2 separate regions of the Homo sapiens genome follow, and region 2 is linked to region 1. The links are chromatin loops, found by intact Hi-C in ENCODE. Cell type or tissue: CD4-positive, alpha-beta T cell. All regions are shown on one strand. Links, peaks and the distances in the headings refer to the core of each region. The heading gives the core; the rest is flanking DNA.

The links. Peaks named below come from ENCODE experiments on the same cell type or tissue, not always from the same donor. Only the 100,000 strongest peaks of a DNase experiment are listed, where the experiment ranks them.
Region 2: it touches region 1 in a loop (2.2-fold over the local background); 2 of 110 quality-filtered maps call a loop at or near these places.

Annotation. Positions count from the first base shown.
Region 1 is chr4:79,975,785-79,988,269 of GRCh38, reverse strand. It overlaps ANTXR2 (ANTXR cell adhesion molecule 2), which reads left to right. Exons shown (of 17, transcript NM_058172.6): 13 at 3,407-3,451; 14 at 4,300-4,392; 15 at 10,096-10,263; 16 at 10,569-10,649. Among named protein-coding and RNA genes, the nearest start is that of ANTXR2, 91 kb to the left of the region's middle. In CD4-positive, alpha-beta T cell, for the core only: no CTCF peak of the experiment used is centred there; no DNase peak of the experiment used is centred there.
Region 2 is chr4:80,029,298-80,041,782 of GRCh38, reverse strand. ANTXR2 (ANTXR cell adhesion molecule 2) reads left to right here. Exons shown (of 17, transcript NM_058172.6): 8 at 5,751-5,811; 9 at 8,213-8,311; 10 at 10,091-10,160. Among named protein-coding and RNA genes, the nearest start is that of ANTXR2, 38 kb to the left of the region's middle. In CD4-positive, alpha-beta T cell, for the core only: no CTCF peak of the experiment used is centred there; a DNase peak (open chromatin) is centred at 6,252; H3K27ac peaks cover 1,548 bases.

The DNA.
Region 1 (12,485 bases), core at 2,457-10,456:
TATATATATATATATATATATATATATATATATATATATAAAATTTATGTGAGATGAATTTCTTGAATATAGTGTATAGTTGGGTTTTGCTTCTGTATCCAACTTGCCACTCTGTACCTTTTAAGTTGGACACTTAGCCCATTTATCTTCAAGGTCAATATTGATACGTGAAGATTTGATCTTGTCATGTTCTTAGCTAGTTGTTATATAGACTTGATTGTATAGTTGCTTTATAGTACCAATGTGATATGTACTTAAGTGTGTTTTTGTGGTGGCAGGTCTTACATTTCCATGTTTAGTGCTCCCTTTAGGACCTCTTGTAAACATAACTGATAGTAATGGATTCCCTTAGCATTTGCTTGTTTGAAAATGATTTTATTCCCCCTTCACTTATGAAGCTTAGTTTGGTTGGATATGAAATTCTTGGTTGAAGTTTCTTTTCTTTAAAGTTGCAGAATATAGGCCGCCAATCTCTTTTGACTTGTAAAGTTTCTGCTGAAAGTTTCACTGTTGGCCTGATGGGATTCCTTTTGTACTTAACCTGGCCCTTCTCTGTAGCTGCCTTTAACATTTCTTTCCTTTGCGTTGACTTTGGAGAATCTGATGACTAGATATCTTATCTTTTCTAGTATATTTTAAAGATTCTCTGAATTTCCTGAATGTGCATGCCTACCTGTGTAGTGAGGTTGGGGAAATTTGTGTGGACAATATCCTCAAATATGTTTTCCAAGTTGCTTGTTCTCTATCTCTTTCAGAAATGCCAGTGAGTCATAGGTTTGATCTTCTTACATAATCCCATATTTCCTGGAGGTTTGTTTTTTCATTTTTAAAAATTCTTAATTTTTTTTTGCCTGCATTGATTCAAAGGAGCAGTCTTTGAGTTTTGAGATTCTTTTCTCAGCTTCATCTATTTTGTAATTAATGCTTCCGATTGCATTATAAAAGTCTTATAGCAAATTTTTAATTTCCGGAAGTTCAATTTTTTTTTTTTTTTTCTTAAAATGGCAATGTCATTTTCCAGCTCTTCTATCGTTTTATTAGTTTCCTTGGATTGGGTTTCAACCTTCTCCTGTATCTCACTGGGCTTCTCCGCCATCCAGATTCTGATTCTGTGTCTGTCATTTCAGACATTTCATTTCTGGGGGAGTTATTGAGATAGTTTGTGGAGGTAAGAAGACACTCTGGCTTTTAGAGTTGCCAGAATTCTTGTGCTGGTTCTTTCTCATCTGTGTTCACTGATTTTCCTTTACTTTTTGACATTGCTGTCCTTTGGATGAAGCTATTTGCTTTTATATTCTTTGATGTTCTTGAGGGTTTGAAGGCAGTATAAATTGTGTTTAGTTGATTGACTTCATTTCTGGATGCTTTCAGGAGGCCAAGCCTCAGCTTAGCACTCCTGAGCTTCATGCTAATGCCTTGGGGACTGGGACTGGGCATATGGCTTTGTTCTTTGACCTCTCGAGGTCAAACACTTTCTGCACTGGAAGGACTGGGGTGTTCCCAGACTGCTGGCAAAACACTCTGATGGGGGCTGTTGACAAAAGTGCTCTGGTTGTGGGGGCAGGGTGCCACAGGAGAATGTCTTGAAGTAGGGGGCCACCAGAGAGTGCACACTAGTGGGGCGATGGTGTGAGGTGCAGACAAATGAAAACCAACAGGGCAGCGGGGAGCCACTGGTGTGTATGCAGTGGTGGAGCATTATTGTCAATCTTTCTTTATCTGTACCCATATCCAAGTCCCAACGCCCAAATTATTTTGATGAAAATATCAAAATCATATCATTTCACCTGGAAATATTTGTACATACCTTTAAAAGACAAACAGTCTTTAAATATATATCCATGATCATAGTAATATACTACACATTAAAAATAATTCTTTGATGAGGTAAAAGTGGAACCACATTTTCAAAGTTGCTATTGTTTTAAACCTTTGAAAATTTAATAGCATAGTTGACACATTTGACATTAGATGACATCAAGCTGGAACATTTTCAGTTTTCCCTCTTAGTATAGAGACTTTGATTTGTACCTGAAGTAGCTGAAGCCATTGACACTTGGTCAAAGATTTTCCATCACGATGGTGTGAATATCCAGATAGCCCAATACCAGTAAAGGTCATTTCAAATTAAGCCCCATTCTATTCACGTGAAGAATTAACTGTATTGGGGGGCCGAGGCGGGTGGATCACCCGAGATCAGGAATTTGAGACCAGCCTGGCCAATATGGTGAAACCCCGTCTTTACCAAAAATACAAAAAAATTAGCCAGGCGTGGTGGCGGGCGCCTGTAATCCCAGCTACTCCAGATGCTGAGATAGGAGAATCGCTTGAACCCGGGAGGTGGAGGTTGCAGTGAGCTGAGGTCATGCCATTGCACTCCAGCCTGGGAAACAAGAGTGAAACTCCGTCTCAAAAAAAAAAAAAAAAAAAAGAATTAACTGTGAAAGATTTCATGAGTAAGGCATCACAGGAAAGGGGTCTTGGCTAAGAAGCTGATTTGTTACAAGCAGCTTCAAGCAACAGTTTGTATCCTTACGGGCTGAGTTAGGAGACTCTCAGTTGGAGTCTCATTGTGGTTACAGTCAGGTGCCAGTTTGGCCGGAGTCATCTGGAAGCTTGGTGTGCCTGAGTGTCCAAGATGGACTTTTCTCTTATATGTCCCATATCTCCTCTCGAATGGCTGAAATAGCTGGGGATCAGCTGGTGTCTCTGTCTCACCACCCAGCCTAGGTTAGTTTGGGTTTCCTCACAGCTTGATGGTCTTGGGGTGGATTTCTGACCTGACAGCAGTGTTCCTCAACAGTGAGTGTTCCACGGATGTCAGGGAAAATTAAGTTCTTTTGACCTAGCCTGAGAAGTCACATAGTACCACTTCTACCTTTTTCTTTTTTTTCTTTCTTTTTCTTTTTCTTTTTTTTTTGAGACAGAGTCTCTCTCTGTCGCCCAGGCTGGAGTCCGGTGGCACGATCTCGGCACACTGCAAGCTCTGCCTCCCGGGTTCACGCCATTCTCCTGCCTCAGCCTCGCAAGTAGCTGGGACTACAGGCTCCCGCCACCACGCCCGGCTAATTTTTTTTGTATTTTTAGTAGAGACGGGGTTTCACCGTGTTAGCCAGGATGGTCTCGATCTGCTGACCTCGTGATCCGCCCCCCTCGGCTTCCCAAAGTGCTGGGATTACAGGCATGAGCGACCGCACCTGGCCCACTTCAACCTTTTTCTATTTGCCGAAAGCTAGTTACAGGCAATCCAAGATTCAAAGAGAGGGGCATAAATATTGGGTGGCAAGCTTCAGTGAGGGACTTCTTTGGAGCTACCACAGTATTTTATGTATCAAATTATTTTTACACATCCTTACTATCTCCTCTCTATGCCATAGAAATTTTTATATTTGATTTTTTTTGACAGGTTATTAAGGATCCTCCACCACCACCCGCCCCTGCACCAAAAGAGGTAAGTGAGTGCCTAAAAAACTGATATGGCTGTTTTTTTTTTCCAAATGCAGATACCATGCCCAAATTTAATCAATTTTGTCTGTTAGATAACTATGATACCTATGTACTGACTTTTTAATTTATACAAATCAGTGGTTATTTTTCATCCTCTTATGATTTATTTCATGTGCTAGAGGAATGGGAACTTCATACATTACTAGATATAAACTGGCCATTGGAATCAATAGTACATAAAGATTTAATATACTTTTATAGTACTATATCAACAGTTCTGATATCACTTATGTTATTGACAAAAAACATCCAAGCTGACAGTTGAAAGATCCTATTACTTTCTTCAAAATTCTTGGTGCTTTTATATGATTCTGTTAACCAGAATCATGTTAGGAACATGAAATAAGGAATGTGCTGGTGTTGTATATTTTCAAAGCTTCTCAACTGCCTATCTTTTCAGTTCAAATTTCATAGAGTCCAAACCTACACACACATTGATGCTTTAATGACTGTTAAAATGCTGTCCTAATTTAATATTTTATCTTTCTAAGTATGAAGTGATGAATAGATTTGAAATACCAAATGATTCCCATAGTTAAAGAACAACTTCTAGTTACCTAGGGATGATGTAAGAGAGATTCCTGAAATTTGAGGAGGGAAAGGAGTTCTCATATCCTGTAGAACTCCACTTGAAATTTATGCATGTAAGTGTAAATATATCCACATGTTCTATACATAGTTTTTTCCATAGTAATGACATAATTCAGAAAAATATTTAAATATGAGCCAGTTCCGACTAAACAGTATTTTAAGAAATTAATTAAAAACTATTTATAAAACATATTTCCACAGGAGGAAGAAGAACCTTTGCCTACTAAAAAGTGGCCAACTGTGGATGCTTCCTATTATGGTGGTCGAGGGGTTGGAGGAATTAAAAGAATGGAGGTTGGTATCTTAAAAAAAAATAGAAGCTGCTAATCTGGAGTATGTATTTCTAGGGCTATTAAGCCATAGAAACTACTTTTCACAATTCAATATTATAATATCATCCATTTGTGCTTAACACTGGGTCTTTTCTGGATACATTTTTTTTTCTATGGAATCATCCTAGCCGCTGCAAAACTGGCCTAGAAGAACTGGTTTCATTAGTCAAAGGATTGCATTGATAAGACCTCTGAATTCTAAGGGACAAAACAAAGCTAGGGTTTTTCTTATTTTGGAAAAAATTACCGCATAGAACGTCAACTTTGAAGAAGCCAGCCACTTCAAGTTGCAACAATGTTCTTCTTTGTAAAGATCCAATAGTTATCTACTATTTGAGAAGAAAATGTTAAAATATTCAATAGCGTGGATCTGACTTTATCACAAATATAGAGGAAGCACATTTAATACTTTATGTTAGTTGCCACTTATGAACTATTGTAATTGATATTATATATCATTTATAGAATGCATTGAACTTTCAGACTAGCCCAAAGTGTTGATTAAAATTGAACTTTAATATTATATCTTAAAAGTCAAATAAGATTTTATTATCACCATGAACTATTTTTTCAAAGTGATATATTATTTAGTAATAAGCAATTATTACCAGCACTGAGCTCTTAACAACAGTATAAACAGGCCTGCATCCCATCCCAAGGAGCAATTCAAGGGATTTTTTCATGAACACATTGACTTTATTATTAAATTCTGGCATTCCTTCCTTTTTAGTCATAATTTTCCTTCTGATTAGAATGTGTTTTATGCATTTTACCATTGTTGCACGTTTCCTATTGTCATATCTGCTTTGTGCCAGCAAAAATTGATAACCTAATGAACAACCCCACAATTATTGCAATTTTCTCCTTTTATACATTACAATAAAATTCAGATTCCCAAGGAGAGTTTCCCCTTTTCAGAATAAATTTTACTCTTCTTCAGAAAAAGCCCAGACATACTGAACATGGTTGTCATTAGCAAAGTGTTTATATAGGTCATCTGACAGTGATTCTTACTTTTCTGGACCACATTAGATCTTGAAGCAATGGACATTTTCCCTGAGAGCTTGCCCTTTATTGTTGAAATATCCTCTGAGGCAGATACCTCATTGCCAATTATCCATGATTATAAACAGTTGCTAGATGCAGTTAAGCTGTTCTTTGGAGAAGTTATTGCATGTATTTTTGTGTGCTAGAAACTGAGAATAGCAAACAATATAAGAGAGCATGGCTAGGCAAGTTCTTGTTGTTTGACACAGAAGGAAGGTTATTTTCCTTTCTTACCTTTGTTGTGTCATTCTAGACTTGGAAAGGTGGGAAGAAAGTATATAGGATGTTCCTATATGTATAAAACATACACTTCGAAATAAAAGTGTTACAATCAAATATCCAAATACGATCTGTAACAACTTATTTTTATTTGATTTCATCTCATTCCAAAATGTGTGTGTAAAAAGATCTATATAACGGGGAAAAAAGGCTTGATAGAATATACCAAAAATGTGAGTAGGTTTCTCTGGATGGACAATTTTCAATCTATGCTATATATTTCCCTATTGTTTAAATGTATTTGACAGTGAGCATGTACTACTTCATATTCAGAATAATAAACTTAATGCCATTTTGAAATTCACTCATGTAAAATATGGCATGATAATAAAGTAAGGATATTAGTATGTGAGCCTTAATTGAATAAATAATATTCTTGCTTTAAAAAACTAGGAATATGTCAGATTTTTGTTAGTTCAATATTCCAGTGTTCCAAAGATTGAGATCTCTTTTTAAAGGAAAGGAAATGTGTGAGTGAGCCCCTGAATGGGTCCTGAGTTAAAAGGAACATTATTGGTTTATATTTATGAGAGCCAAGAGCATACACACATCCCTAACTAACCTATAATTCAAGTTTCAAGAGTTTTTAACTCTCAATATGTGAAATTATGTTGCCCACACATCCTTTTCAGTTGAACAAAATTTGTGACGAAAAACCGCAGCCAACTTGTAATAAATCTGGGTCCATTTTAGTTTTGGATAATTTTGGCTACCTTGCATGGAGTATTCCATCAACAAGATGGAAATGAGAATGAGAATGAAGAAAAAAATGGAAAAGCAAGTGTGGATGTTACAAAGGGGAAACACGATACACGTTGAGTATCCCTTATCTGAAATGATTGGAACTAAAAGTGTTTTAGATTTTGGATTTTTTTCAGATTTCAGGACATTTGCACATACTTAATATGATATCTTGGGGAGGGGAGCCAAGTTTAAACATCAAATTTATTTTTGTTTGATATATACCCTATACACATAAGAGGAATATGTTTGACACACACCTTATACACACATAAGAAGAATATGTATATAAGGTGTGCGTCAAACATAAATGAATTTAAAATATACCATAAATACACAAACGTAATATACAAGCATAAATGAATTTTAAAATATACAATGTTTTAAAATAATTTTGTGCATGAAACAAAGTGTCAACTGTGACCCATCAGATGAGGTCAGGTTTGGAGTTTTCCTCTTATGCTGTTAAGTTGGCACTTCATGGGTTTCAGGTTTTAGAGCATTTTGAATTTTAGATTTTTGAACTATACTCAACCTGTATATAAAAATACACAGTAAAAATTGAACTGAGAATTAAGCATCATTAAACATTTTCAAACATTAATTTATTTAAATGTGGAGATGGAAATGTTTCATTTATCTATTTATTTTTTAAGAAATCTGGAGTGGATGATGGGGAGTTCTCATTATGTTGCCCTGGCTGGTCTTGAACCCCTGAGCTCAAGCGATTCTCTCGATTCTCTCATGTAGCTGGGGCTACAGGCAGGTGCCACTGTGCAAACAAAATTTGTTTTAAAAGCATGCTTATTCAAACCTGGAAGGTACTTCTCTTTTTTTTTTTTTTTTTTTTTAAAGCCCTTAAACTAGGAAAAGTAAAAGGAATTATAGAAATTATGAGCACATGTGAATTACAGAACACATTTTTATAGCTAAGGTTATTTTAAGCCAGCATAGGGATTTTTACCTAGAATTTTTTTCTTCCTTCTTCTTTAAATTAAATATTTAAACACTATGGTAATGGGAATTTTTAGAAAGCTGGAACGGAGATGATGTTAATAACAGCTGTTAGCACAACTGATCCACAATACCTAATGACTTCAAATGTGTGTTTCTGCCAATTCAGTGTGAAACTGTTTTTGTTTCTTTTCTCGATTCTGAAATTGCTCCTCAATGATATAACCTTCTAGTCATCCAAATATGCTCTGGAAATTATGGAATTTTATTGCTTATAATGAAAGCCAAGTGGAGTTGGAAGAATTTAGCTATCAAGCTTACACTTATTTTTTTCCATAATAAAGCCTGATATATTAATTCTGCTAAGGCTTCCTTTAGCAGTCTATTGTTGTTATTCTTTTGTCCTTTTTAACTGTCTCAATGTGGTCAAACTAAAACATTAAAATTTATGCATACATACACATACACATATATATGTATATTTAATTGTTTTTAAGAGTTTGAAAACTGTAATAATTTCTAGTTTCAGACTTTGAGTAAGTGAGAATTGTTTGTGGTGGTGTTTGTGGTGGTGATGATGTTGATGATGATTAAATAGCTCCCTCATGAACTAAAACTAATGAATTTCTTTAATGGATCTTCTTTAGATCTCAGCAACTATATTTCTCAAGTATAGTCATTTGATAGTGTAGTACCTAGAAATGCCACATTGGGTCAGAACTCTAGTTTAACTAGCTTCATATATATATTTTTTTAATCTGAGAATAGTGCCAGTGAAACTTGAAAGAAGAATATGATTATCATTACCTCTGCAATATCAACTGTGAAACATAGGCGAGAGAGCTGTCTATTCTAAAGCCTATCATTTCTGAATGGATCTAAATTGTATCTACTTCTCTTTCTACCCTGAATGACTTCTCTAAGTTAAGACATTTGTGTCTTTACTTAATTGTGTATCTTTTTTTTCCTTAAAATTGAGCCTTTACAACTGCAAGGATATGTGTCCTGATTTTAGAGTTTTTAATACAATTTAGCTATATCTAAAGATTTTATAAGTGTTAGTTTATCCAGGTGATGACACTGTGATTGGAAAGAGAAGGTCATTTCTCTGGAAAGAAAGCCAACTATCTAGCTCTAAAGGTTTAGTGGTGTTTAAAACAATTTTAACAACCTCATAAAAACATTCTAGTATCATTGATCACACTGAAAGATATAGATACATTTTAATGACTCAACAGGGCCCACTTGAAATTGAAAGCCCATTCTAAAATTGTAGTAAAAAAAGGTAAAAACATCTAAGTAAGCCTTATCAAAAAGACTGAATAGTTCTTTCCATGAATAGTAATCTTCTCTATCCCTACCCACTAATTCAGATCATTAAAATGCTTTAGGAAGTCTTAGGATTTTTTTTTTTCTTTTTAGAAATCACTTAACTCTGATGTGTCATAGTGTGCCCTCGGTAGCTCTTATTATAGGTTTTTAGAGCTTCACTCCTCTGACCTCGCCCATTTTTGGTGATGTCCTTGGTTTTTGTAGGGCTTTCCACTACTCCTGGTTGGACAAGCTCTTCTCCAGGGGCTGCATCCTATTTTTACATGCCCAGTTTGACTCAAATTTAGCTCTTAATTTCTGTCTATTGAAAAATACAACAATCATTTGCTCTTAATTTCTGTCTATTGAAAAATAAAACAATCATTTGATCTTATGGTTTTTCAATGTCAAGAATTTTCAGAGGAGGAAATTTGCTATAATTTGTGGAATTCTCTAGGGTTCCTGAACTTTTCTTTTCAAAGCAGTCTTTTCAGATTTGACCTCCTCAATGAAAAAAATCATATGCCACACAACCATACTCAGATGAGCTTGGGAACTAAAGGCTGAACACTATATTACTTAGAACTATAAAAGTAAAGAAAACTCATATATAATTATTTTACTTTCAAAAACTAAATGTTCAGATCATACTTTTTGCCTTAATCAGATGTGATGAAAAGTTTGGAAGAAGCAACTCTTTTGTATAAAATACATTTGTAAAATTCTAACCAATTGGAAACTTATTAACCCATTTCAATCCATGTTCGAATCCCTGCCCTGTCACTTACTAGCTGGCTTTGGGCATATCACTTAACCTCCCTGTGCCTCATCTGGAAAGAAGAAAATAGAGTCTCTATCTCACTGCATTTTTGTATGGATTAAATGCAGACTGACACATAGTAATCACTCAGTAAATGCTAACTATCGTCATTTTCATATATTTCTTCCAGTGTCATCACTACATATGGGTATGTGTTTAGCTAGCAGGGGAACAAACCAAATTAGAGAACAAAATTACACACTGTCATGCATTTCATATGTAAACCACAAATGGACTCTTTATTTAAAACTATGGAAAAATGGTTGCTTCAAATTTAGTTGGCTCCAGATTTTTTTACAAAGGGTTTTTTTTTTTTTTGGATCTTAATATTAAATACAGTCAGGAGTGGTGAGAAACCTATTTAGCCTCTGAAGAGGAGAAATTAGGAATTAGGATACCTGCTCATCTTCTTTTTCACTCTGAGATGTGAACTAAAGGACCATAGGCTCAATAAGAGCCTGTTCCTCTAGGACACTTTATGTCTGATAACAGTACTCTCCCTTTGTTTTACAGGTTCGTTGGGGTGATAAAGGATCTACTGAGGAAGGTGCAAGGCTAGAGAAAGCCAAAAATGCTGTGGTGAAGATTCCTGAAGAAACAGAGGAACCCATCAGGCCTAGACCACCTCGACCCAAACCCACACACCAGCCTCCTCAGACAAAATGGTACACCCCAATTAAGGTATGTGTCCAGATTTTGTGTAATTTAACTCAAAACTTCTGGAGACATTGTAACTTTTTTTGTACCACATCCCCCCAGCTACTTGAAAGAGGGTAGATGAAATTGCAGATATTCATTGTACACTCTTAACAGCTGAATACTTTCTTGGCAATAAGAACCTCTAGGTTTTTATTACTTATTAGTTTACCTTATGAAAGAAATGAGGGTAAAGAAGATTTTACTTTCTTCGTTTTATGTCTTCATTTATTCAGTACATAGAGATTGAGTACATTCTCTGGGAATTCACAAATCTCATTTTCCCTTAGGGTCGTCTTGATGCTCTCTGGGCTTTGTTGAGGCGGCAGTATGACCGGGTTTCTTTGATGCGACCTCAGGAAGGAGATGAGGTTTGTATATGGGAATGTATTGAGAAAGAGCTAACTGCTTGAGTCAGTATAATGGAGGCAGGGAAATAGTAATAAAAAATGATTTTAAAGCCCTATTGCACTTGAGGAAGGAAATACTGTCAAGTGTAGATTTCTATTACATAGAATTGTCTATAAATTACCTATTGTTAGAATGCATCTTCAAACTACATTTTTACACCATTCCCTTTTCAAGAAATTCTTTACAATTCTGGTCATTTGTACACATACTTTAATAAGCACAATCATTGCATCAGCCCTTGACTTTGAAGACAAAATGTTCCAACAGACTGGGAGTTAGTAGCTGAAGTCCTTCTCTAGCATTTAGTAGCATTTAGTAGCAATAAGGCCTAGGGCAAAGGCCTCAGAATCTGTTTTATAGATATAAATATGTTCCCTGCCTTCAACAGTTGATGTAATCGAATTTCTTGACTATTACGTAAAAGTGTCTTTAAAGTTATAAAGCATTATAAAAATCTGTGATAGTGATAAACACACACACATACACACATATGGATATGTATATATTTTTTCCCCACCAGGGAAGCCTGTCTGAGGCTATATTTTTGTTTTGGAAATATGGCTACAATTACTCTAGTTTTGTAATTTCAGTAATATAGTAGTACTATTTCCCATTGTATTGATGTAAGAAAAATTGATTAAAACCTTTTCATATGTAACAATGGATAGGTTTGGTTCAGAGACAGTACAGTTCATAATAGTAGTGATGCAGGGCAGGTGAGCCCTAAAATTGAAGGTTAGCCTGGGAGAGTTCTTAACTTCATCTAAGAAGGAATCTGATGCAGGGCAGGAAGGCTCCCAAATTGGAGCTTAGCCCAGGAAGGTTCCTGGCTTCATCCAGAAAAGAATTCAAGGGTAAGCCAGAGGTGTTAGCAACTTTTGTTGAAGCGACAGTGCATAGCAGCAGCAGAGGTACTACTCCCTGTGGAGCAGGGCTACCCTATAGGCATCGTGCTCAGAGGAGCAGCTCAGAGGCAGTTCTGTAGTCATATTGATACCCACTTTTAATTATATGAAAATTAAGGGGTGGATCATGCAGACATTTCTAGAAAAGGTGTGACAACTTCCGGGTCATCGGGTCATTGTCATGGAAAGTGGTGGTAACTTCTGGGTGTTGCCATGGCAATGGCAAACTGACATGGCACCCTGGTCAGTGTGTCTTATGGGAAAGTGTTTTTGCCCCATCCCTGTTTTAGTTAATCATCAATTAGGTCTGGTGTCCAAGCCTCACCTCCAGAATCCAGTACTGCCTCCTACCTCATTAGAATTGTTTTCACTGTGTGTCAACATGATCATTCCTCTGTTTTAACAAGGGAATAAACTTAATGAACTTCAACTTCAGGGGATTTTTTTTTTAAATGCGATTTGAGGGCCGGGCGCGGTGGCTCACGCCTGTAATCCCAGCACTTTGGGAAGCCGAGGCGGGCGGATCACGAGGTCAGGAGATCGAGACCATCCTGGCTAACATGGAGAAACCCCGTCTCTACTAAAAATAAAAAAAATTAGCAGGGCGTGGTGGCGGGCGCCTGTAGTCCCAGCTACTCGCGAGGCTGAGGCAGGAGAATGGCGTGAACCTGGGAGGCGGAGCTTGCAGTGAGCCGAGATCTTGCCACTGCACTCCAGCCTGGGCGACAGAGAGAGACTACGTCTCAAAAAAAAAAAAAAAAGTGTAATTTGAGAAAATTTATTCCTGGAATTTTCCCCAACAGATCATCATTTACTGTTTGCTAAGACCATAAGTAGAGAGAACTAGTTGGTTTATAAAGCAGTCTCTGTCATGATCCAATCACTGTGGTT
Region 2 (12,485 bases), core at 1,387-9,386, 55 kb before region 1:
AAGGACATGGATGGAGCTGGAAGCCATTATCCTCAGCGAACTAATGCAGGAACATAAAACCAAACACTGCATGTCCTCACTTACAAGCGGGAGCTGAATTGTGAGGTCACATGGACACAGGGTGGGGAACAAGACACACTGGGGCCTGTTGAGGGTGGGGTGGGGAGAGAGAGAACATTAGGAAAAATAGCTAATGTGTGCCGGGCTTAATACCTAGGTGACAGGTTGATGGGTGCAGCAAACCACCATGGCACATGTTGACGTATGTAACAAATCTGAACATCCTGCACATGTACCCCAGAACTTAAAATTAAAATTAAAAAAAAATTTTGAGAAAAAAGGAAAGAAGATCCTAACAAATAAAAGCAAAAGCTTAGTGATATACTTTCGAGGATAAGGAATAAGCCAGATTTTAGATTGTTTTTGGTAGCATTACAGGAGTCCAGACAAAACAGGCAGATACATTTCACTAGTTTGTTAAGAGTTAGATTTTGTAATGGTTAGATTATCCATCACAAACCTGGAGGGTGGTGGAAGGTGCTGGCTAGAAGAATGGGGTTTGGACTCAATAAAACCTGGGGACAACCTAGTTAAGAGCTAATTCTTCTAGGGCAGTTAAAAAAATCTTTCTAAGCCCCAGTTTCCTCATCAATAAAACATGGATAAAAATATTTGTTTATTAGACTTATGAGGATTAGCTGAAAAAAATTCATAAAAAGCACTTAGCATAGTTGCTGGAACATAAGTGCCCAATGAATGGTTAACTATTATCATGTTAGAAATTCTTTTGAATTTTGGACTACTGATACTTGTACTTAATTTAGAAAATTTGACTTTTTGTTATCTATATTAATGTTTGAGGACTTAAAACTAGGGATTAGGTAATAAGGTATATAATTTTTTTATTTGTAAATACTCCTTAATACTAATATTACTTTTTGGGTGAACAGATGCTTCGATAGTATACTTTTTCATGGTGATATCAGGTTCTTTGCCAATATGTGTGTGTGTGTGTGTGTATGTGTGTGTGTGTGTGTCTATGCATGCGTATATATCCCCCAAAATATCAAATGATGAAATTTTGCATTTAGTGTGTGCATGACTTAACATACCCTAGATTTATTAAGCACTTGATTTATCTTTAAATTTGATCTATTGGTCTATGGTGCTGTTAGCTCTCTCTAATATCAGCTAAGGCTATATTTAGTAGAAACTATTTTCTTTTACTATTGAAACATAATGATGACAGCATATATTAGAGGGAAAGTCCTTACAATTTTCTCTCTTGTACCAATGATGGAGTTGCAAAGTATTAAAGATAATTTGCCATTTATTGTGGATGGGACACCTGATCCAATGTTCAGTCAGTAATATTATTTAATTTGGCAAAAATTAACTGGAGTGTTTAGAATGTTTCTCCTCCTTGTCAGTTGTTTAGAGATGACAGTTTTAATATAATAGACTCATTTTGGTTTATTCTATTTTTTCTTTCCTTTCAATTTTTATTTTAGATTCAGGAGGTACATGTGCAGGTTGTGCAGGTTTGTCACCTAGGTGTATTGCATGATACTGAGGTTTTGGGTCCAGTTGATCCCATCACCCAGGTACTGAACATAGTACCCAATAGCTGGTTTTTCAACCCTCATCTCTCTTCCTTCCTCCCCTATCTAGTAGTCTTCAGTGTCTACTGTTCCCATCTTTACGTCCATGAGTACCCAATATTTAGCTCCCACTTATAAGTGAGAACGTGCAGTCTTTGGTTTTATTTTCTTGCATTAATTCACTTAGGATAATGGTCTCCAGCTGCGTTCATGTTGCCTCAAAGAACAATATTTCATTCATTTTTATGGCTGTGTTTTATTCCATGGTTTCTATGTGCCACATTTTCTTCATCCAGTCCACTGTTGAGGAGCACCTAGGTTGATTCCATGGCTTTGCTGTGAACAGTGCTGCGATGAACACATGATTGCTTTTTGGTGGAAGAATTTATTTTCTTTTGGATATGTATCCTGTAATGGGATTGCTGGGTCAAATAACAGTTTTAAGTTCTTTGAGAAATCTCCAAACTGCTTTCCACAGTGGCTAAACTCATATTACCACTAGCAGTGTATAAACATTCCCTTTTTTCCACAACCTCACCAGCATTTGTTGGTTTTCGACTTTTTAATAATAGCCATTCTGATTGATGTGAGATGGTATCTCATTTTGGTTTTAATTTGCATTTCTCTAGTGATTAGCAACGTTGTGCATTTTTTTGTATGTTTGTTGGCCACTTGTATGTCTTCTTTTGAGAAGTGTCTGTTCACCCATTTTGATATCTTGAACATTTCAATTTGTATAATTACTTGGTGAGAATAGACTATTAACTTGTTTTTGTAAAACTGTTCAAAAAAACTTATGGTGCAAACTATTTGCATTCAGACATCAAATTATTTTGATTTCTAGTTGTTGCTTTCTTAATATTGGAACATGGTAAACTCTAGATGGAAAAGAACAAATTTAGAACAAATTTTATTTTCTAAAAATGCATAAATTCTCTTCTTACTCTTCTCCCTCCTCTCTATTTTTCATTTGGAAATGGTTTTGGTGAAGTTTGTTTCAAATTATAGATTTCTGGATTTCCAACATTCATAATTTATGGAAGAAATAGATGCCTCATCACATAAATTAACTTTATCCTGACTCATCTGTGTCCTAATATGATTGTTGGTTTGTTAATAAGACTTTTTAATATCCTCATTAATTTATGTGTTCAATGTTTATTCCTTAAGCATTTATTGGTTGTACCGAAGGCACAAAACAATGTGTAAGGCCCTGAATGTGCTGTATAGTATAATTCAATCTCATTTCTTTCCTCAAAAAGTTTGTTTTCTAGTAGAAGAGTTGAGTTATGCACTAATAATATAATTTAAGGTCCAAACAGTTTTTTTTTATAAATAAAACAAACTTTAGAGAGGAGCATATGCCATGGAAATTCAATTAGATAACATTAGATTGTGATACCAATGTTATGACTTGTGCTCTCACTATTTGCTTTTCAATGAATGTGTTACCTGAGTCACTTTTCCATTCAATTATATTATTTTTAGAAAAACTTATTTTATTAAAATAATTATGAATATTGAATTAATGTAAATGTATTGTTATTAGCAAATGTAAGCTATACTGTTTACTGCAGGATATATCTAACATTAGCTATCCTTAATCTCTGCTTAATTTAACTTGATTTCTTTAAACTCAGACTTTAATAGAACATAAATTGTTGAATCATCCTGAACCTCTTCTTTAAAATTAAAATACCTTATAGGGGATATACAGGGCCTGGCTCCAAAGATGTAGATCACCAGCAGTCCTGGAGGGTGTTTGTTCTTCAGCCTTAAAGAGATCTCCTTAGGAGAATTGCTTATTTGATATTGCTATTGGAATTCTCATTTATTTAGAAATGTTTTGATGGATTGGATCAAATTAAAAGACCAAGTCAACATATGCACAATTATCTTAAATATTATGAAATCTGATTGACTTATGGTCAGTGCTGATAGAAGAGAGAAAACAAATATAAAGTTACAAATTCACTGAAGTCATTCCGGATGCATGTTTTTTGACATGATCTTTAGAAAATCCTTTTGTAATTTTTTGATTTACTTTATTCTGAGGAATTGCAGAGAAATGGTTTCTATTGCCAATAGATGTAATCTTTAAGTGCCTCATAATTTTCCTGAGTACTTGAAATATTTTTTCAGTAATACTGATAAAGCTGTGGCTAAATAACTAAAGAGATTATAAACTGAAAGATGCAATTAGTCTCCTTAATAAGATCTGTTTTAAGATAAATTCCTTCAGGACTGATGACAGACAAAATAGATTTGGGGGTTTTGTGTTTTCCTTTAACCTTCCATTTTGATGGTTCACTGTTGTCACTGTTATCTCAGATTGGCCAAAGCTATAGCTATAATGTCCATTTTTGTTAGTTGGAACCTTTTCAGCTTCATATTCCTTTGCAAATCTTTTCTATTCTATTTCCTTCAGAGTCTTGTTATCTGAATTATGTCCAAATTTTTAAAGATGTTAGTGATTTGAAATACTACCCTTCCAAGAGGGCACATTAACCTTTAACAAGAGTTCTTAATTCTTGAATCCATAAAAGTGAATGTTGGTTATTGTAGATAAAGTAGCAGACCAAGAGGAGGTATTTGGGTGCAGAAAGGTCTTTGAGTGCCTATGGAATCTCTTTGGTCATTTCTGGATTTAAATGGGCCTCATCTGCAGTTTCTCAGATATAAAATTTTACGAGGTTTGTTTTCTAATCACAAAATCCTCAATCACTATGTGAAAAGTTGAGTTTATTGGAAAGTTATCTTAAAAAGTACAAATTTTCCCTCTTTTCAGAGATGTATATTCAGCAACAAAGTTCCATGATTTGACACAGTTGATTTTAGGGGCTGAGAACTTATAGTTTTGCTGTTATTAAAGAAAGCACAGAAAGCATGTCTATTTCCTGCTACAGTCCTTACTTCCTATTCTAGTTATGAAAAGGAGATGCTAGAAACTGCTGTAAATAATCTGTCTTCAACTTCTGCCAAGAAAGGAATGTCAAGAAAGGAATTCTGGAGATCATCTGGAATTTGTCTGACTGATAATATAGTGCAGAGCAGTTCTAAAAATAAAGACAGGATTGTTGTCCATGAGGAGCAGCGTATTTCATCATTGTTTTTCAGTTGTAGCCTTGTCCCTTGTGTGGTGGTTTCTGTTTCTCAGAACAAGCTAAGAAGAGCAGTTCTGTTCCTGTGTTCTGGGAATGCTTGAGTATGGAGTCTGTGTTTTTAAAAAGAATATTGGCTCATATAAGGAGTCTATGTTCTGCAATTGTAATTTTTTATGCAAGTAAGAGGGACTAGCACCCACAGGAATTAAGCCTGAGAAATGGGATAGAAATGCCACTGTCCAATAAAGAGAAGTGCTTTTTAATTTTAATTTTAATTTATTTATTTGTTTGAGACGGAGGCTTGCTCTGTCGTCCAGGCTGGAGTGAAGTGGCATGACCTTGGCTCATTGCTGTGTTAAAGCGATTCTCCTGCCTCAGCCTCCCGAGTAGCTGGGATTACAGGCGCGAGCCACCATACCTGGCTCATTTTTTGTATTTTTAGTAGAGACAGGATTCACTATGTTGGCCAGGCTGGTCTTGAACTCCTGACCCCAAGTGATCCCTCTGCCTCGGCCTCCCAAACGGCTGCGATTATAGGCATGAGCCACTGTGCACAGTCAGAAGTGCTTTTTTATTGATATTATTTTGAACCACCGCACCCAGTCAGCAGTGCTTTTTTATTGATATTATATTGGTCTTCTGAACAGAAAACATAACAGCATTACTAAACAGGGGGTCTGATTTGTTATCTTGTTTTTGCTTGATTGGGAAAGTCAACATAGATTTTATGGCAGCAGGAAATTTTAGTTATCTATTCATACCCAAGGTTATCAGACTTTGAGACAATGCTCACTTTTCCTGTGCTTATCTGAATTTACTTTAATCAAATAAGGATCCTACAGTACATAATCTTAAAATATACCCTGAAATACAGTGCAGAAGTTTCCTAAGAACTTGGTAGCTGTACACGCTATAGTTAATAGATTTTCTCTGAGATCTATTGAAGTATGGAGAAGACCTCAAGGTTATTACTAATCTTATAATTTACTTCACATTGTAATTTTAGATCTATAGCTTGGTAATCTTTTTTTTTTTTCTTTTTTAGATACTAGCTCAGTCATGTACTGAAATCCTAGAATTGCAGCCCTCAAGTGTCTGTGTGGGGGGTAAGTGTTTAGAATTTAAAAATACCATGTAAGAAATTGTATTTTTTTCCTAGCTAAAATATATGATATGAAACTCATGTTGGAAAAAGAATAGCAAAATTAACTTTTTTGGCATCTTTTTTGTGTAAGAATTTTTAAATAATTCCTTGAAATATTTCTATTTTAAATTCAAATTTTTAAGATTGGAATGTTATTTTAAATAATGAGCATATTGTGTGACAGGCTTTTAGAATCTTCTGTATATTTAGTTCACGCTTGAGACCTTTCCTATGGCAAATAAAATAAAATATGAAATTGTTTCTTTTGTCTGATTATACAAACAGTCAGGTATATGTAGACTTTGAGCTCCATGCTTTGATGACCTGGACAAAGTACAGAATCTGCCAGCTCAGGGCACATAAGGAAGTGACTTATGGACGGATTGCAGGAAGGAAGCAGGTGGCTTTATCAGCTGGTGCTAAGCACATACTCAGGTTTTCACACCTCCCAGCCATCCTTGCCCAGACAGAGTGTGATTCTCTCTGGCCTATTTTGTTTCTTTTTCAAGCCTGACCTACAGTTCATTTTAACCTGACTTTACTTTAAAAAGGAAAAATATTGGGTCTGGTGGGGGAGAAAATATGTTGTGTAATGTACCATAGAGCCTCTCAGCCAGTTGTGCATGGTCTCACATTCTGCATCTTCTAGATTCCCTAATGAATGAATATGGAGATGTTTAAGGAAAGTAGTGCATCTGAACTTCCCAGGGAAGGATTATCTTCCCTAACAGTGAAGGTTAATACATTTCTAGAGATAACAAAGAAAAATAAATGGAAAAATAATATTAAAATAGTAGCTGTTGTTTATTAAACTCCAATTTTGTGCTGAGGGTATACTGGGTTGTTTGCATTTATAATTTTACCTAATCCTTATAACAACACTATTGAAAGTTTTATACATCCCTGGTTTACAGATGGGGAAGCTGAGGCAGAGACAGGTTCAGTACTTGCTACTAGTAATTACCCTGTTTGACCCTTTCCTGTCTGACTTGAATGCCCATACTCTTACCGAATCACATTTTACCTGCACTTTATTTTAACTTGCAAGTGAAATTCCTTTCATAACATAGTAAATGAAAAGTGGGTTGGCAGTAGTTTCTTGCATAGTTAATGACTATATTATACTTGTATTATGTTAGATATGAGAAGTTTTAGAGGACTGGTAATGTTAAATTAAAATAGAGAACAGGCCTGAAGAAGCCTTAAGCAGGCAAAAACACTTAGGCCTCGTAAGTAGCCTTAACCTTATTTGATTTACAAATATAATTGGAATTTAATTTGAACTATTTATTGTCAATGCCTACATTAAGAAAAATAGAATTTAAGTGCAACCAATCAAAAACAACCAACAAACTTATATAACTAGGGACTTTCCACAGGATAGACCAAACAAGGCAACTGTGTAACTATAACCCGTCAAATACTTTCTTTGGTTTACTTCCACGTTGGTTCTATAAAAGCCTCCCCCTTGTATTCCCTTGGTAAAGCTGCCAAACCTCTTCTGATTTGGATCTGTCTAATTCAAGAATCTTCTGCTCAAATAAACTATTTAAAATTTTATTTGTGCTTCAATTTACCTTTTAAATAAGCGTTAATCACTATTAAAATAGTTAGTATACTATCTTGCAGCTTAGCAGTAAACATGCATTGTCTGTCAAGATATTTGATCAGTTAACTTTCATTCCAGCCTATTCTCTCACTCTCTAACAAGTTTTAGTGCTTGCTTCTACTATAAATAATGGTACAATAAGTTAAATCAACTTTTGTGACTGGCCATCGATTATTAGTAATTCAAAATACGTGATCTTTTGATTATTTATAGGTTTGAAATAGAAAATGAATCAGGATTAGTAAGGTGAAGAAGTGGTTAAAGAAGAATTCTGTATGGAACAGGCATAGATTAAAGAAAGTACTACATACGACTTTTCGAAGAACTAAAAAACGTACATAATTAGTTTTATTTACATTCCCAAACTTTAATACCTGAGAGTAGGGAAAAACAAAGTTTTTTCCCCCTGGTATTTTCCTAAGGATAGAAGTTGAGGAGGTTTGTATAGTATCTGTCTGGGAATGACTGTTAATGCTTCTGTTCTATACCTTGGTCACTACTGGGAATCACTTTGTTTAGAAAATAAAATAATGCATCCCCATGTGGCAGTGAATGGTATCTTCACTACATTTACCTAGAGGGTCTGGGAAAGCCAGCACAGTTGGAAATATAGAGCTATGTCTTCATTGCTATTAGTTAACTGAATAGTATGAAAAAAATTATTCTTTGCACCTTAATACTTTCATTTCAGCTTGTGTTTTTTATTTTTTTGGTAAAGCAGTGATTAAATGTTTATTTTTCCTTTTACTTCTAGAGGAATTTCAGATTGTCTTAAGTGGAAGAGGATTCATGCTGGGCAGTCGGAATGGCAGTGTTCTCTGCACTTACACTGTAAATGAAACATATACAACGAGTAGGTCCCCAGTAATCTCAGTGTTGTCTTAATCTCTGCAAAGCACATCAGCATCAAATGTTTTCTTTTTTTCTCCAACGAAAACTAACTGACATATTTTTTAATCTAAGAAGAAAGAAATGAAGTCTGAATGATAATACAAATAGTAGTGATAATTATTTAATAGTTATTTAATAATGGCAACATTTGTTTATAACTTAATAAATGCTGGACCCTGTCCTAACTTCCCTCATTGAACAGATGATGGTTTGTGGCTAAAAGAATGAAATTACTTGCATGTGGTTACACAGCTAATAATGGACAGAGCTGATATTTGAACCCACTTTTCCTGACTGTACTCTGTACCTACTACATCAAACACATGATTTAATTGCTTCTTTCCTCAGGCTTCTTTCTTGTCACACCTGCCTTAAAATCTAATTATCTTCAGCTTCTCTCCTACTTGTTCCTTTTTTTCTTTCTTTTTTTTTGTCACTTGTTTTCTTTATCTAATTTCCCAATAATTTGTTAATTTATTGAAGATAGTCTTTTTTTGCCTTATAGATTTTTGCATCTCAAATTCTCACCCAGCATAGTTTTGGTTGATAATTTTCGTATTTATTGAATTGAGTTTTAATTTTCCCTACCTTTGACTTTTAAAAAAGCCAAGAGTACGTTTTTGTTTTCATTCTGAAAAAACCCTCCCTCTTAAATAGACCTTAGTTTTCTGAGCATCTTGAGTATCTATATAAATGTTTTTCCTTATTAATTATTATTTGCCCTTCAAAATTTATATTGTAAAGCAGATTTTATAACTTTGTAAACTCTGGTAGAGTTATTTTTTTAGATTCATCTGCCATTTTGCTGTTTATCTGAGTATAAACACTCCAATTAACACAGCTTTGGCCATACACACAGTACCTATTCAATATGTGTTTATTGAATTAAAATGGTAAGGATCTTAGCATGCTAAATGTCATAATTAATTCCTCTCTTTTCTATTAAGATCACAATTTTAGTAAGGCAAAAATTTACAAACTCTCTTCATAGTAGGTTCCACAATTGAGTAGGACAAGATAATTTTATTTTTATTCAGTAGTCATTTGTATCTAAGCATTAGCTTCACCTAGCTCCTTTTGATTACATATTTGAGTTCATTATAAAATAAACGTATTTCATGTTTAGCTACATAAGATTAGGTTTATTAAAGTAAATCCTCAAATAAGTGAAATTGGTATTTTCCTCTTTTAGATTCTAGAATGATCAGTTTGACTAAGTAACTTTTCTGCATATTTTAGTCTAAATCATTTTTTTCATATTTTATTAAAGTTACAAGGGCGATTTAAGTATGTGACTTCATAAAATGCATTTATTTATTGTAGACAAATGTTTTATTAAACTTGTGAAATAAGTTCATTTTCCTTTGGACATCTAACTTTCACCTTCCTTCATCTTTTCTAAAGTGTGCTTTTAAAATAATACGGAGCATTTGTTTTTAAAAATCTGAGATATTTAAAAAATTTAAGAGAAAATATATTTTATAGTATCTAGAATGGTATGTGAACTTAGTCTAAGTCAAAATAATCCTAACTTATGATTTACCAACACTATATGTCAATGGAGCATATAATCTCTTTCCATTTTTCATTCCCTTTCACTTCTCTTTCTTTAGTTTTTTTATGTTAATATATCTAGTATTCCACATTTGAACTCTGATTGAAGCATGCTGTTCATATTATTAATGAAACTGTGTGAGATGCATAAAACCCTTTACTAATTCAGTGGCATTTTATTTTCTAGGTGTAAAACCAGTAAGTGTACAGCTTAATTCTATGCTTTGTCCTGCACCTATCCTGAATAAAGCTGGAGAGTAAGTACTTAATTTAAAACAATTTTATAACATTTTTAGTAAAAAATTATTAGAAAATGGTGACATATACATTGGTCATTTTATTCTATCTTTTTTTGATATACAGAGCATTAAAAAGTAAGCCTTGGGCAAGCCACTTAACTTAGTACTAGGCAAGCAAGTTAGTACTTCAGCTATACTCTTAGTAGGTTGAAAATGCTAAAAAGTGTTTTAGCTAGTTTCTTCAATACTGATTAAAAGGCTCTATGAATATTTATCTGGATGGGTTTGAGAACTATTATTAGAATCTATAAATAATCAGAGCCATAAACATTATTTTAAACACACACACATGCACACGCACACACATGTGTGTGCATGCACACACCCAGTTCAAAAGTGAGATTTTCAATAATTACTATAGTATTTAATAAATATTGCGATTAAAGTGCCTCAAGAACATGGCTAAAAAAAGGCACACCTTGCACTAGGAAATACTTGTACATTTGTATTAACTTGTGCTTTGTGTTCCATTTCTGTTAAGGTCTATCTTTTCATCTTCTTTTGTGTGGCCAAAAAACCACGATATCTGCTAAAAAGAAAAATAAATTTAGTTTGGATGAAGGAGTCTTATTTGAATTGTTTATACACAAGTAATTCTACTGATAATTTAGTGTTCCCATTTGTGATTTTTTTCAGTTCTATGATGAAGCAAATGATTACAAATAGTTCAGATATTCTCTAGCCCAACAGTAGAGCATGTTTAAGATAGTTAATAGGATACAGTTTTCTAGGATCTCTTTATATAGATCTGATACTGAAAGCAGGGAAAAATTACATATACAAGGCCACAATCCAAAATCTGGATTAGTATTTAGAGACTGAAAATGATATTTTCCTCTATGAAACTAAGAAAATCATTCTAGCATTTTTAAGCTGACTTGAACATTTATCTTTTGTGGATACTTAAATATTCAAGATATCTATCGCACATCACTTTTGGTCATGCAAGTAAATTGGAGCAGTATCAGCTTTCTGTTTTAAATAGATTCAAAGAAGCTGCACAAGATGGCTTACAAAACTAAGAGTATTATTCGTTTTCTGTATCATGTAATAATCTATGTTATTGACAACATGCCTGTGGCTAAATTAAATTGGCATTGGAATTTGAGGCAAGTCAGTTTCTTGTGGAGCCATCTTAACCCCAAGCACACCGTAGGACTCAAGGCTTTCTGAATAATCGTGTCTGTATTAGCCATGATACATCTATTGACTTAAAGTTTAGTCTTGTTTTAGTGAATCTGTAATTCCAGGTTGGTCCTCCTGAATATTCCCCCAATCTATCTCCCAAACTGTATTTTCCATTTTAGTTATTGGCAGCTCCATCATTTTTGTTGTTCAGGTAAAAATCTTTTGAGTCATTATTGATTTCTTTCTCTCTCTTAGACCCAGTCTATCAACAAATCTTAGCTCTAATTTCAAAATTTATCCAAAATCCAATCTCTGCTTTCTACCTATACTGCTACCATTCTAGACCAAGTTACTGCCATCTCTTGCTTGGATTATTAGTCTCTCAACTGGTCTTTCTGTTTCCATCCTTCACAAGAGTGATCTTGTTAAAACAGATTATTTTATGTCATCTCTTCACTTAAGATTCTCTGTGATGAGTTCTTTACCCCACTCAGAGTAAAGTCTAATTAGTGTAATACTGTACCAGGTTCTACAGGGTCTGGCCTCTCATTCCCTCTCAGACTTCATCTTCTATTTGCTCTTTCTACTCAGTTATGGTCACACTGGCCTCTTTGCTGTTCTTGACCACACCTGCACACTCCTGCACCTGCACTTTTATACTTCTTGTTGCCTCTGCTTGGATTGCTCTTCCCCTGATGTAGAACTGTATGTGAACTTAGTCTAAGTAAAACAAAACAAATCCTAACTTACCCTATTTAATCATGCAATCTTCCTCTTTGAGTCTGTAACCTGTATACCTTTTTCATGTTTTATTTTTTCTCCAAAGCCAATTGTTTGTCTGTTATTATGTTTCTACTTCCTGCTAGGACACGTTTTGTCTTGTTTCTTGTTGTATTACTAGCACTTAACACAATGTCTGACTCATAGTAGATTTACTAAATGTTTGGTGGATAAAAGGATGAATGAATTTTTCTTAAATATTTTTGTTTACCAGTTAACATAACGATCTGAAAGAGGTCATTTGATTGGTGGGATCAGGTACTTGTACCAGGATAGAGGAAAATGGTCAGAATTTTATTTTGGGGGGCCATACTATTTAAAGCAGAAAAAAAAAATCTTGGCTTTCAAATAATAGTGACTAGTTAAAGAAAGTAA